4 separate regions of the Homo sapiens genome follow, and regions 1, 2 and 3 are each linked to region 4. The links are chromatin contacts, found by Hi-C or POLR2A ChIA-PET in ENCODE. All regions are on one chromosome and are shown on one strand. The core of a region is the stretch at or near the end of the contact, and the rest is flanking DNA. Distances in the headings are between cores, read along the strand shown.

Region 1 (2,700 bases), core at 13-2,512, 2.5 Mb before region 4:
GATCAAGATGGGGGCATCCGTACATCTCTAGTTGTGCTGCAGTGCGCCAGCAGCTCAGCATCTAGAACGAGCGAGTAACGAATCCAGGCATGGAGGGTGCTGTCCTCCACTTGGCTGCTAAGCTCTTCCCTCCGCATGATGCCTTCACAACTCCCCAAGAAGCGGTGCTGTCTGCTCCTTCGGCCTTGCCCTCTTCTGCCCCCACATCTGAATGGGCACAAAGCTCCCAGCCTGTGGGGGTCTGGAAAGGACACAAATCGAGCCTCTGCTCCTCCCACCCGTGCTCTAGATCTCTAGTGAGGTGTCAGCCCAACGGGTTGGGTGTCCTCCTAGGAGGGCCCCTGGGCCCTCGCCCCCCACCCTTCCCTTCTTACCCCACAACAGCTGCTTTGCTCCAAGACAGCTGGGCCTAAGCCCTTTGGTTCGAATCCTCATTCAAGACAGAAAGCTCCTACATCTTCCTGTCACTTGAGCCATGAGCTGGACCCTCTGAAAATGCCCACTGGTGCTAATGGGGACACAGGCGAGGCTGGACAGTGCCGGAGGGCCTGGGGTGCCTCCCTCCGCGTGCGCGGCCTCACAGGTCAGTGGAAACAAGAAATTCCCCAATCCACAGCCACGATGACTTCAAAATACTTCCCGAAGACATCAGGCAATGAAGCTGCGACCTGCGAGGACACAGCAAGCCGAGTGACGCTGGCCAGAGGCTGGGTGTGGAGTCCGCGCCTGCAGGGTCCCTCCCCGCCCCGCGGGCGCTTCCCCCCACCCCATTCGCCTCGGCATCGCAGTGACACCGCGGCGACGCCGACCACAGGTGGTTGTGAGGACAGCGAGATTCTGAGGGGAAAGAATGAGAGAAGCGCGCATCTATTGGGCAGAAGGCCCGTTTCTGCGCCGTCCTGCGGAGGCCTCCGGGCATCCTTCACCTCAGGGAAGAGAAAATCCAACCTCACTTGTCACAGGCGCGGGACTTGCGCATTCCCTTTGGGAGCACAAGAACCGAGGCAGGATTCGGACCCAGGCCAGGCGGCAAAGGCGTTCCCTCTCTCCCACCCCCAGGCCGCGCGGAACCCCCAGTCCACCCTCGCCCCTGCCCTCCCTTACTCACCCTCCGCGTCCTCTACCCGGACGCCAGGAGATGCCGGGAGCCCTCCCCGTCAGAGTGCCGGGGAGAAAAACAAACCTGGAGCCATATGGCAGACATGCCCAGAAGGCCCGAAGCGGCTCCCGCGACGGGGGCCGAAAAGTGCACACTACATCTCCCACAAGTCCTCGCGCCGCTCCCTTAGAAAGTGCACGCTTCATTTCCCACAAGCCCTCGCGCCGCTCCCTTAGAAAGTGCAGACTACATTTCCCACAAGCCCTCGCGCCACTCCTTTTGAAAGGGCATGAGGTTTCAGCCGCATTGGGCAGTTAGTTCCCAGATGCGGCAAGTGCAGTACTGCAGTTTTATTCGTTAGCTGAAATAAATTATGAGTATTTAAATTACACAGCTTTCTCATGAATTACATCCCCCTGATGATTTGGCCGTCCTCAACACTTCCTCATTTGGCAGAATTCACGAGTGGAATTTCTCCAGACGAGGTCGGTTCCTGTGGCCCCGCGACGCTGCCGCAGCACCACCTACACTTGCGCCAGTGTGGAGAGCTTCACTTGCTCCTTTCTGGTCCATTGGACGCTAACCGTGAGAAAACACGCTGGACATGAGCATTACCAGCCTGTAAGCTGTCGTAAAGATAACTCGGAATTGCTCTTCAAATTTTATTTGTTAAACCACGTAATACCATCTTGCATGGCAAACATGCATTTTCCATTCTTCAGGAGTATGCAGGATCTCTTGATCACGATAACTTTTTAAAGTTCACAGGCAGAGGTAATACAGGAGTGGAAAACCAAAAACCGTAGGTTCTCACTTATAAGTGGGAGCTAAGCTATGAGTACGCAGAGGCATACAGAGTGATATAATGGACTTTAGAGACTCAGAAGGGGCTGGTAGGAAGGAGGCCGGAGGTTAAAAAAACTACACATGGCCAGGCGCGGTGGCTCACGCCTGTAGTCTCAGCACTTTGGGAGGCGGAGGCGGGTGGATCACGAAGTCAGGAGTTCAAGACCAGCCTAGGTAACACGGTGAAACCCCGTCTCCACTAAAACTACAAAATTAGCTGGGCGTGGTGGCACACACCTGCAGTCCCAGCTATTTGGGAGGCTGAGGCAGGGGAATCCCTTGAACTCGAGAGGTGGAGGTTGTAGTGAGCTGAAATCGCGCCATTGCACTTCAGCTTGGGCAACAAGAGCAAAACTCCATCTCAAAAATGAAAAAAAAAAAACTATACATTAGGTACAGTGTACACTACTCAGGTGACAGGTGCACTAAAATCTCAGAATCCACCACTTTATAATTCATCCATAACCAAAAACCACTTGTACTCCAAAAGCTATTGAAGTTTAAGTTAAAATAAAAATAAAAAATAAATGTCCACTGACCAAAAAAGAAGCATTTTTCTCCATTTCTATTCCCTTCTTTACCACCACTGATGATAATCCCACTTGTTCCCATGCTGGAAAAGCATTTAGTACCATCCATGTAAAAGAATCAAATTATTCAAGGGTTGAGATGCATTTCAGAAGACAGTCATGGTAAGTACAACAATGATTATCACTTCGAGACACAATTTATTTTCCTGCTCATAATGTTTTTTT
Region 2 (2,756 bases), core at 115-2,614, 2.7 Mb after region 4:
GTTGAGTTCTAATGGCAGTTTGACCATTGAGATATTAATATAGGAACATCATTTAGCCTCTTAAGCTTGAACATCCATTAAGTGGGAAAAATAGTGCTCATTTCCTAGAGGTCTTCAGATTGGCTAATCAAGTTTTGATTTTGCTGGTAAGTAATGAGCAAATTTTCTTAGATGTGATCGCTTCATTTTCTCTTATATTGATTGGCAGCAGCCAAATGGGCATTCCAGTCCCTAATCTCCTGCAAGAGAAACACTTCTATTTCATAAATCTGGTAATTTTTGAGCTCTTTTCCCAACAGGGTGCTGCAGCTCACCAAGCGGAACCCACAGCATTTTCTGCTACCAGGATAGCAGCTTGCCAGTAGCATATACTAAATTACTGGGTTTCAGTATGATTTTGGCTGGTACAGACTTCAATCATCGAATCGACATGCGTTCAGCCATTCTCATAATGAATGTTTCCTTCTCTTTCAAACGTTGTTTCCAGCCCCAATCTCCAAATTTTTTTTTTTTAAGAGGTGAAACAGAAACTGTACTCCTTAGGAAGAAACTTTTCCTTCTCATCCCTGTTCCCCATAAAGGTACCTCCAGATAAATCTATCAAAAGCAGGACGCAACTCACCAGGTTTTCTAAAACGTTCCCCAGTCTCACCACCCTTCGTGACACCCATGGGTTTCCCAATTCTTCACCTTTCTCTTAGACACAGGCAAGCACATTATCACTCCAGAAAAGCAGTCCTGGCTTAGCCAGTTCCCTTCCAGAAGGACCACGTGGTTTTTGGCCCCATGGAGCCCTGCAGGGTAGGGGGGCTCACGGTCCCGATTTGCCTCGGGACTCAGGGGGCTTCCGAGATGCAGGATCTCCCGGGCTCGAAACGGGACATCAGTGGACAAACGGGAGCGAGGGTCGAACGCGCGGCTCCGAGGAAGAGGAACTTAAAGAACACGGGCCCAGCAGGCTACACCAGGAACGCGCGGGGCTCTAGGGCGCGTCCGACTCCTCCCGCCCTTCGCAGAGGAGGAAACTGAGGCACGGCGACTGTCTCAACGCAGTCCCGGCCCTGCCCCCCGCGGCCTCCCTCAGGCGCGCTCCCGCGCAGCCGGTTCCTTTGTCCCGGTCGCACTTCCTGCCCCATCCTCCGCCTCCTCCTAGCCCCGGGCCGGGCTGACGCGGCGGGAGAGGAATGCGTTTCCGGAGGGAGAGGGCGGCGGCGGCCTCGGGAGCGGGATCAGACGCGCAGAGGAGGCGGGGCCGCGGCTGGTTTCCTGCCGGGGGGCGGCTCTGGGCCGCCGAGTCCCCTCCTCCCGCCCCTGAGGAGGAGGAGCCGCCGCCACCCGCCGCGCCCGACACCCGGGAGGCCCCGCCAGCCCGCGGGAGAGGCCCAGCGGGAGTCGCGGAACAGCAGGCCCGAGCCCACCGCGCCGGGCCCCGGACGCCGCGCGGAAAAGGTAGGGGCCGGCGGGCCTCGGGTGTGGGAGCGCGGGCCGCGGCCTCCGGTCTCCTGTGCGCGGCAGCACTTAAAGCCGCCGGCCGGGCCGCGCCGGGACCTTTGTGCCGGGCGTGGGGGTGGGGGCGGGGGCGGGGGCGGGGGCGGCCGCCAGCGGTTGGGGGCTGGGGCAGGATTCCAGGCTAGTCCAGGAGGAAGTCCGCACGCCGCCACCCGCCTCGGGTCCCCGGCGCTGGCAGCCCCCGGGCGCAGAGCCAGCCCAGCCGCGTTCCGAACGTGAGGGTCGCCGGCCTGGGCGCTGTCACGTCGGGGCTGCCGGAGCTGCGGGGGACCGGGCCCGAACGGCCCCTGACACCTGCGGTCTCCCGCCGGGCTGGGCAAGCGCAGGTGGGAGCCAGCGAGGCCACCCGGGGCTCGGCGTTTGGGACTCGGCGCTCCCCTGGACGGGTCCGGTGCCTTTGTCTCTCGCTCCCTCGCGAGCTGCTGTCCTTGGAGCAGCGTCGAGCCAGCCGTCGGCGCCCGCGACGGGGACTGGTCTCCTCCGGCTGCCAGGAGGCGGCCCTGGGGCCAGCGCCGCGGGCGGGGGCGGCGGGAGCCGGGTAGAAGTTGGCTTAGTGGAGCCGCTGGGGACCGGGGGTGCGGTGGCGGCAGTGCAGTCCACTTCCCCGTGTTTATAAACGTCAAGAGTCGCCGGTCCCTGCCGGGCACCCCGGGACCAGGACGCATGGCCATGGCCAGCTTGTGCTCAGACCCGGTCCGCGAGCCTGAGAGCCCGGCCTGTGTCTAGTATCATTTTACCGCGTGTCATTTCTTAGGCTTCATAAATTGGATTTATGAGACTCCTACTCTCTAAGTAACTTTTATTTAATCAAATTCGTGCTTTTGAGTCCAAAACTTTGCACTCATTGGTATGATCATTAGTAAGTTGCATTCTCTAAGCTTCCGTTTCCTCATCTGTGAAATAGGAACAGTAATATCTACATTAATAATTCATTTTTATAATAATGACAGTGAGGGCCAAGTTTAGCTCTAGGCATTTTACATGTATTATTTAATTCTGGAACCGCTCTAATGAGATTGGTACTGTTTCGATTCCCATTTTCCGAGTGAAGAAACTGAGGCACAGGGAGCAAAAGTAAGTTGCCTGTGGTCATCAGGAGCTCCTGGAGAAGGCATGGGGTCTAGTTCCAGAGTCCGCGTTTAAACCACAAGTAACCTTCCTAACTATAGTTCTGAAAATCAAATGCAAAATGTAAAAAACTTAGCTTGAGAGTAGATGCTCAATGAGTATTGACTCCTTTTCAGCCC
Region 3 (2,792 bases), core at 163-2,662, 2.4 Mb before region 4:
CATAATTATGTAGCTCTTGGGCACAAGATTTTTTACCGGGTGAAAGTAAATATTTGCTTCCTAAGGATTTCAATCTCCCTCGGTGTTCACAAAAAAAAGTATAATGACAATATTGGCCAAACAAGTTAACAATATATTTAATGAAGGAACATTAACACTAAAACCATTGTAAAAAATAGGACTAAGCTATCTATTTTCCCAGTAATGTTACTTAACCTCTGGTGAGTGACTCCACAGAAAGCCATAAGCGGCAGTGCTTCAAAGAAAAAATCAGTTTTAATTTCTTCATCTAACTTTGTTGCTATTTCTCAAAGGGATATTTTAAACTTGCTTTGATGTGTGTGGAAAAGTAGACAGTACTGGCTTAGGGGTCAGGAGATGTGACTTAGTCTTCCCTACTAACTGTGATCCTGAACAAGTCAGTGACCTTAACAAACAAAAAAACAAAAAAAATCTTTTTCTTCTAACAAATGAGGCAAAATTAGGTAATTCTTTGTTTTTGTTTTTTTTTGAGACGGAGTTTCGCTCTTGTTGCCCAGTCTGGAGTGCAATAGTGCGATCTTGGCTACCTGTAACCTCCGCCTCCCGGGTTCAAGCAATTTTCCGCCTCAGTAGCTGGGATTACAGGCATGCGCCACCACGCCCGGCTACTTTTCGTATTTTTAGTAGAGACGGGGTTTCACCATGTTGGTCAGGCTGGTCTCGAATTTCTGACCTCAGGTGATCCACCCGCCTCGGCCTCCCAAAGTGCTGGGATTACAGGCGAGAGCCACCGCGCCAGGCCAAAATTAGGTAATTCTTGAAGATCTTTCCTGAGTGCAAGATCAAGTCAGGACAGAGGAACAGCAAATACCAAGATGCAGTGATGGACCTGACTGGAGGTCAGTTCGGAACCTAAAGAGGATGAATGCAATACGTGCAACCGAGTCTGCCGGTCTGGCGGGCGACTGCACCCGCCTTTCCCCGCCCACGTACCGCGGCGCCCTAGCACACGCGCACAGGCTAGACAAGAGAACTGCCCCTCCCGCAAGGCTCAGCGCGCGGACTGCGCAAGCGCACATGCCCTCCTCCGCGGCCCCCACAAATGGGGCGACACACGCTGCGTACCCTGCTCCGTACAGAGGCCGCGCCTTTGAGGAACCGGCCTAGCGTCGTGGCCCACACGCTGCAGCCCCGCCGTCCCCGCCTTCCCCTATGAGGTCCCCGGGCCTCCTCCCCACCACTTGGTACCGGCCCCCTGCCGCCCGCCCCAGGAGTCGCGCGGGGCTCCCTCTCTCTCCCTGCCCAACCCACTGGGGCTTACCCCACTCCCTCGTCGGGTTGCATTCGCCATAGAAAAGCGCGTAGACCCTTGAAATCCCGGGACCGCCTCCCACGCAAAACCTGAGAAAAACAAAAGGAAAGGCGGAAACGCAGACGTAGCCGGCGGACGAGGCATGCGCAGAGCCCACGCGCACAGCTTGATGCTGTTGGCGCCCTACCTGGAAACTACCTTTCCCGTGAGGCCGGGCGAGCAGCCCTTCGGATTGGTAGAGAAGTGCCCCGCTAGGCAGTGGGCAGATGCGGTCTGAGTTGGTGCTGGAACTGCCTGCAGCCCTGGCTTTCCCCGGGGCACTCCAAAGGGATATACTGCGGGGGAGGTCTGTGGGCAGTTTAGACGCAGACGCTCAAGGAAAGGACCGCTGCGTGTCATTTTCCGTTTAAATGTTAGGAAATAGATCTCGTCCATACAGTTTAAAAGACTTTCATGCTATCAGCGGTTCTTTGGGAGCGGGGGAAAAAAGGGGAAGGTGCGGCCGGAAAGCTACTTCATCAAAATGGTTAAAGCAATAAACGGAAATTGTAGCTCAGTAAGGAACTAGACATAATCTGAAAGAAGAAAATAAATGTCACGTATGATTTCCTCTGTGACATTAAAATTGCTTGACTAAATGGAAATACTTTTAGTCTATCTGTACCTTTCTTAGGAAGACAAAATTCCTAAAAGAATATCAACAAATTTTTGTTATGTATTTTTTCTCTTTGATCTTTAGTGTATTCTGTACTTCACAAAAGCATTCTCAACTTTATCTAGAATAAGTAAAAACCCAAATGAACAGCCAGTATACATTTTAAAAAGCAGGAAAAAAATGCCTAAGGAATATCTGTATCTATCTACATCTATCTATATAATATTGCTCTATTCAAAGTAGTTTGGCACCTGCTCCATGGAAATAAGACAGCTTAAGAGTATTCTTTAATGTGTAGTAGATACAGCATTTCAAAACAGTGAGGGAAAGAATGGAGTATTCCAAAGAGCATGTCATTCCGAGCAATTTGGAATGTAGAGATATACATAGATCACACATGATAAAATCTCACATGTATACAATACTTAAACATTTAAACCACTAAAAGAGTAAAAATTTTTGAAAATTGACAAGTGGACCAGGCACAGTGGCCCACACCTGTAACCCCAGCACTTTGGGAGGCGGAGGCAGGAGGACCACTTGATCCTTGGAGTTCAAGACCAGCCTGGGCACTATAGTGGGACCCCCATCTCTACAAAAAACTAAAAATAACAATTAGCCTGGCATGTAGGCAGGCACCTGTGATCCCAGCTACTCAGGAGGCTGAGGTTGGAGGATCACTTGAGCCCCGGGCTGCAGTAAGCCATCATGGCACCACTGCACTCCAGCATGGGTGACAAAGTGAGACCTTGTCTCAAAAAAAACAACAAGGGATGTGATGCCAAAGACAGAAACTATAAATTTAATATCAGTCACATTTTATAATAGAGAAAAATAAGCAAC
Region 4 (2,783 bases), core at 278-2,777:
AAAGGGAGGGAAGGAAGGAGAGGGAGGAGGGGAAGAGGAGGAGGGGGGAGAGAAAGTGGTGGGGGAGAGAGAGAAGGAAAGGAGGTGGGGAGAGAGAGAGAGGGAAGACAGAAGAGAGGCAGGGAGGAAGAGGGAGAGAGGGGGACGGAGATGGGGAGGAGGCGGGAGGGAGGGAGAGAAAGAGAGAGAGAAACATATTCTGCCACCCTCCTGGCTAACTGAAATGCTTGTTCCCGAGATTACAGTAATTACTGCCCCAGCATGAGTTCCATACAAGCGCTAAATGAAACAGCACATCAATTAAAAAATAAACACTCCATTCTAGGAGAAAGACAGCCCCCTGGGACGCCCTAACAAGCGTAAATGAACCTGCCAGGCCGCCGGCCCGGGCCGCCCGCAGCCCCCCTCCCGGCCCGTCTTAAGGTGGCGGCGGAGCCGGCGGGGGCAGCGTTCGCTGGCGGTGGCCCAAGCGGCTGCTAAAAGCAGCCCGGGTCCGGCTCCGGCCTCGTGCAGAGAGCAGATACGTGTCGCGGAGTCCACGCCAGAGCGCAGCGCCGCCTCCCACCAGAGAAAAGGAGGCTCTGGCAAAAGCCTGTGAACTTGGGATGGATGAATAGACGTCCTGAAAGAACGAAGGGAAGACAGGGAATCCAGCCCCAGAGTTTCCAGCCTGTCCTATTTATAAGTTTCGAGGTTTGTTTTGAATTTTAGAAAGAAATTGAATGATTTTTCCTAAGAAAGCACGGCGGCTCGGGGCTTCCTATATTTTATCTCACCTAATTATCAAAGCCCCCTTGGAGATCTGTGCTATGATCACCCAACTCTCTAGGTGGGGAAACTGAGGCTCCCCCAGGTCACGCAGCGGAGGCGGGAGGAGAGTCTCTGGCGGGCATTTGTCCCCCGCGCCCCTCGCGCGCCCAAGGCTGGGCTCCGGGGCATCTCACCCGGGCCGTCCCGGGTCCAGCCCCAGTTTAGAATGACTCCACACCCCCCACATCTCCAAGTCTCAGAAACCATCGTTCTGAGAACCCCAAGGAGGACACCCTTTCCCGGGTCTTCTGCAGCGCCGAGCCCCGGCAGGCCTCCCCGGCGCTCGCCTGCTGCGAGACCTTCCTGCCGCCCCGAGGAGCACGAGACCCCAGCCGCCTGCAGATCACCCACATTTGCGGAGGGTGGCAGCAGGGGCTTGGCTGGTTTGAAACGCGCCGGGGAGGCGCGCGCTGCACCAAACCCCGTCCCTGTCCCCAAGGGCAGACTCGGGGTAAGGGGACCAAGACCTCCGACGCACTCAGCGCCATGGGGACAGCCATGGCCAACACTCTGTCTCTGCGGTCAATCCCAAGGTTACCAAAACTCTCCATCCGCAGAGAGCGCGCACAGCAGTGCGGACACTCGGGGACTGCCTTAAGGAAGGCTGAGCCCTGGGAGCGCGTGGACTCCGCCCTACCGCCCGGCGATTGGCTCGCGGGGCTGGGGGCGGAGACCGAGTCCGCGCTGTATAAATATTCATGAGCCGGCAGCGCGGCGCGAGCGGGGCTGGAGCCGGGAAGTTGGGCTAAGGGCGCTGCTCCCGCCGAGGAGGAGGCGGCGGCTGGGCGCGGGCCGCGCCACTCAGGTGTCCGCTCCGCCTTCCGGTCTGGATTTGCTCCTGGGTGTCCAGCAGGAAGGAGACTGTGTGCACCTCGCCCGACTGCGGCCGGAGCGCGGCGCTGACTTTTCCAGGCGGCGGGGGTCCGTCTGTCCCGGCGGCGGACGGACGAAGGACGGACGCCGGAGAAAGAGGGCGGCGGCCTGGGCCGAGGCGGGTCCCCAACTCCGGCGGCGGCGGCGGCGGCTTGGCCTTGGGGGCGGGCATGAGCCCCCGGGGGCCGAGTGGTGGCCGCCAGGGCTGACCCGGCGCGGCAAGCGGCCCGGCCCAGCCATCTTGACTGCGCACCGCGGCCCCAGAGGAAACTTGCGGCGCCTCCGCCCTCTCTGTCCGGCGGAGTCACCGCCGCCCGGCGCGGCGGGGAGAAGTGGTCGGGCGCGCGGAGAGGAGGCGAGCGAGCGCGGGACGATGAGCCGAGGCCCGGCCGCTCTGCGCCGCGAGGGCTGAGCGCGACCCGGGGCCAGCAGAGCGGACCTACGGACTGTGGCGCGCGCCTGCAGCCGCCTTCAAACCCCCGGAGCGGCGGAAAGGAGTGCGGAAGGGCCCTGCCCAGGCTGCGGGCCGCGCCGCTGCGGACGCGCCCCTAGAAGGGGTTAGATTATCGGCAGACCCCCCTCCCGGGCGAAGCATAAGGGAGACCCCAGATCACCCGCTGTACCCGTCTGCGGCTCTCTCGTGGGCCCCCCCCCCGGCACCCCTCTGCGCGCCGCCTGGAGGGCGAGGGCACCGGGCCGAGGCGCACAGCATGGAGTGGGGTTACCTGTTGGAAGTGACCTCGCTGCTGGCCGCCTTGGCGCTGCTGCAGCGCTCTAGCGGCGCTGCGGCCGCCTCGGCCAAGGAGCTGGCATGCCAAGAGATCACCGTGCCGCTGTGTAAGGGCATCGGCTACAACTACACCTACATGCCCAATCAGTTCAACCACGACACGCAAGACGAGGCGGGCCTGGAGGTGCACCAGTTCTGGCCGCTGGTGGAGATCCAGTGCTCGCCCGATCTCAAGTTCTTCCTGTGCAGCATGTACACGCCCATCTGCCTAGAGGACTACAAGAAGCCGCTGCCGCCCTGCCGCTCGGTGTGCGAGCGCGCCAAGGCCGGCTGCGCGCCGCTCATGCGCCAGTACGGCTTCGCCTGGCCC

Evidence for each region. A loop is a pair of places that touch in the nucleus more often than their neighbours do. ChIA-PET counts read pairs that join two places held with the same protein, here RNA polymerase II (POLR2A). Pooled maps may share reads with other maps.
Region 1: a map of naive thymus-derived CD4-positive, alpha-beta T cell shows a loop between it and region 4 (33-fold over the local background). The contact joins the promoter of ZNF37A here to the promoter of FZD8 in region 4. A Hi-C loop is called at or near these places in 2 of 168 maps with a recorded cell type or tissue (CD4-positive, alpha-beta memory T cell and naive thymus-derived CD4-positive, alpha-beta T cell) and 13 of 50 pooled maps.
Region 2: a loop to region 4 is called in a map with no recorded cell type, with 8 times the contacts of the local background. The contact joins the promoter of ITGB1 here to the promoter of FZD8 in region 4. A Hi-C loop is called at or near these places in 2 of 37 single-sample maps with no recorded cell type and 5 of 50 pooled maps.
Region 3: a map of naive thymus-derived CD4-positive, alpha-beta T cell shows a loop between it and region 4 (8-fold over the local background). The contact joins the promoter of ZNF33A here to the promoter of FZD8 in region 4. A Hi-C loop is called at or near these places in 1 of 168 maps with a recorded cell type or tissue (naive thymus-derived CD4-positive, alpha-beta T cell), 2 of 37 single-sample maps with no recorded cell type and 13 of 50 pooled maps. POLR2A ChIA-PET finds 5 or more read pairs at or near these places in 1 of 52 experiments (WTC11).

What each region holds. Positions count from the first base shown.
Region 1 is chr10:38,092,899-38,095,598 of GRCh38, reverse strand. ZNF37A (zinc finger protein 37A) reads right to left here and starts at 1,262. Exons shown (of 8, transcript NM_001324250.3): 1 at 1,109-1,262; 2 at 375-668; 3 at 1-61. RefSeq lists an enhancer at 1,119-1,308.
Region 2 is chr10:32,956,838-32,959,593 of GRCh38, reverse strand. It overlaps ITGB1 (integrin subunit beta 1), which reads left to right and starts at 1,364. Exons shown (of 16, transcript NM_002211.4): 1 at 1,364-1,449. RefSeq lists an enhancer at 792-841 and silencers at 1,012-1,591, 1,662-2,111, 2,505-2,666.
Region 3 is chr10:38,009,295-38,012,086 of GRCh38, reverse strand. ZNF33A (zinc finger protein 33A) reads right to left here and starts at 1,412. Exons shown (of 5, transcript NM_006954.2): 1 at 1,304-1,412. RefSeq lists an enhancer at 710-889.
Region 4 is chr10:35,641,040-35,643,822 of GRCh38, reverse strand. It overlaps FZD8 (frizzled class receptor 8), which reads left to right and starts at 1,527. Exons shown (of 1, transcript NM_031866.3): 1 at 1,527-2,783. The coding sequence starts at 2,394. It overlaps LOC124902528 (zinc finger protein 469-like), which reads left to right and starts at 977. Exons shown (of 2, transcript XM_047426128.1): 1 at 977-1,193; 2 at 1,410-2,095. The coding sequence starts at 977. The coding sequence ends at 2,095. It overlaps MIR4683 (microRNA 4683), which reads left to right and starts at 2,571; the gene lies at 2,571-2,651. It overlaps LOC105376494 (a long non-coding RNA gene), which reads right to left and starts at 508. Exons shown (of 2, transcript XR_930820.3): 1 at 1-508.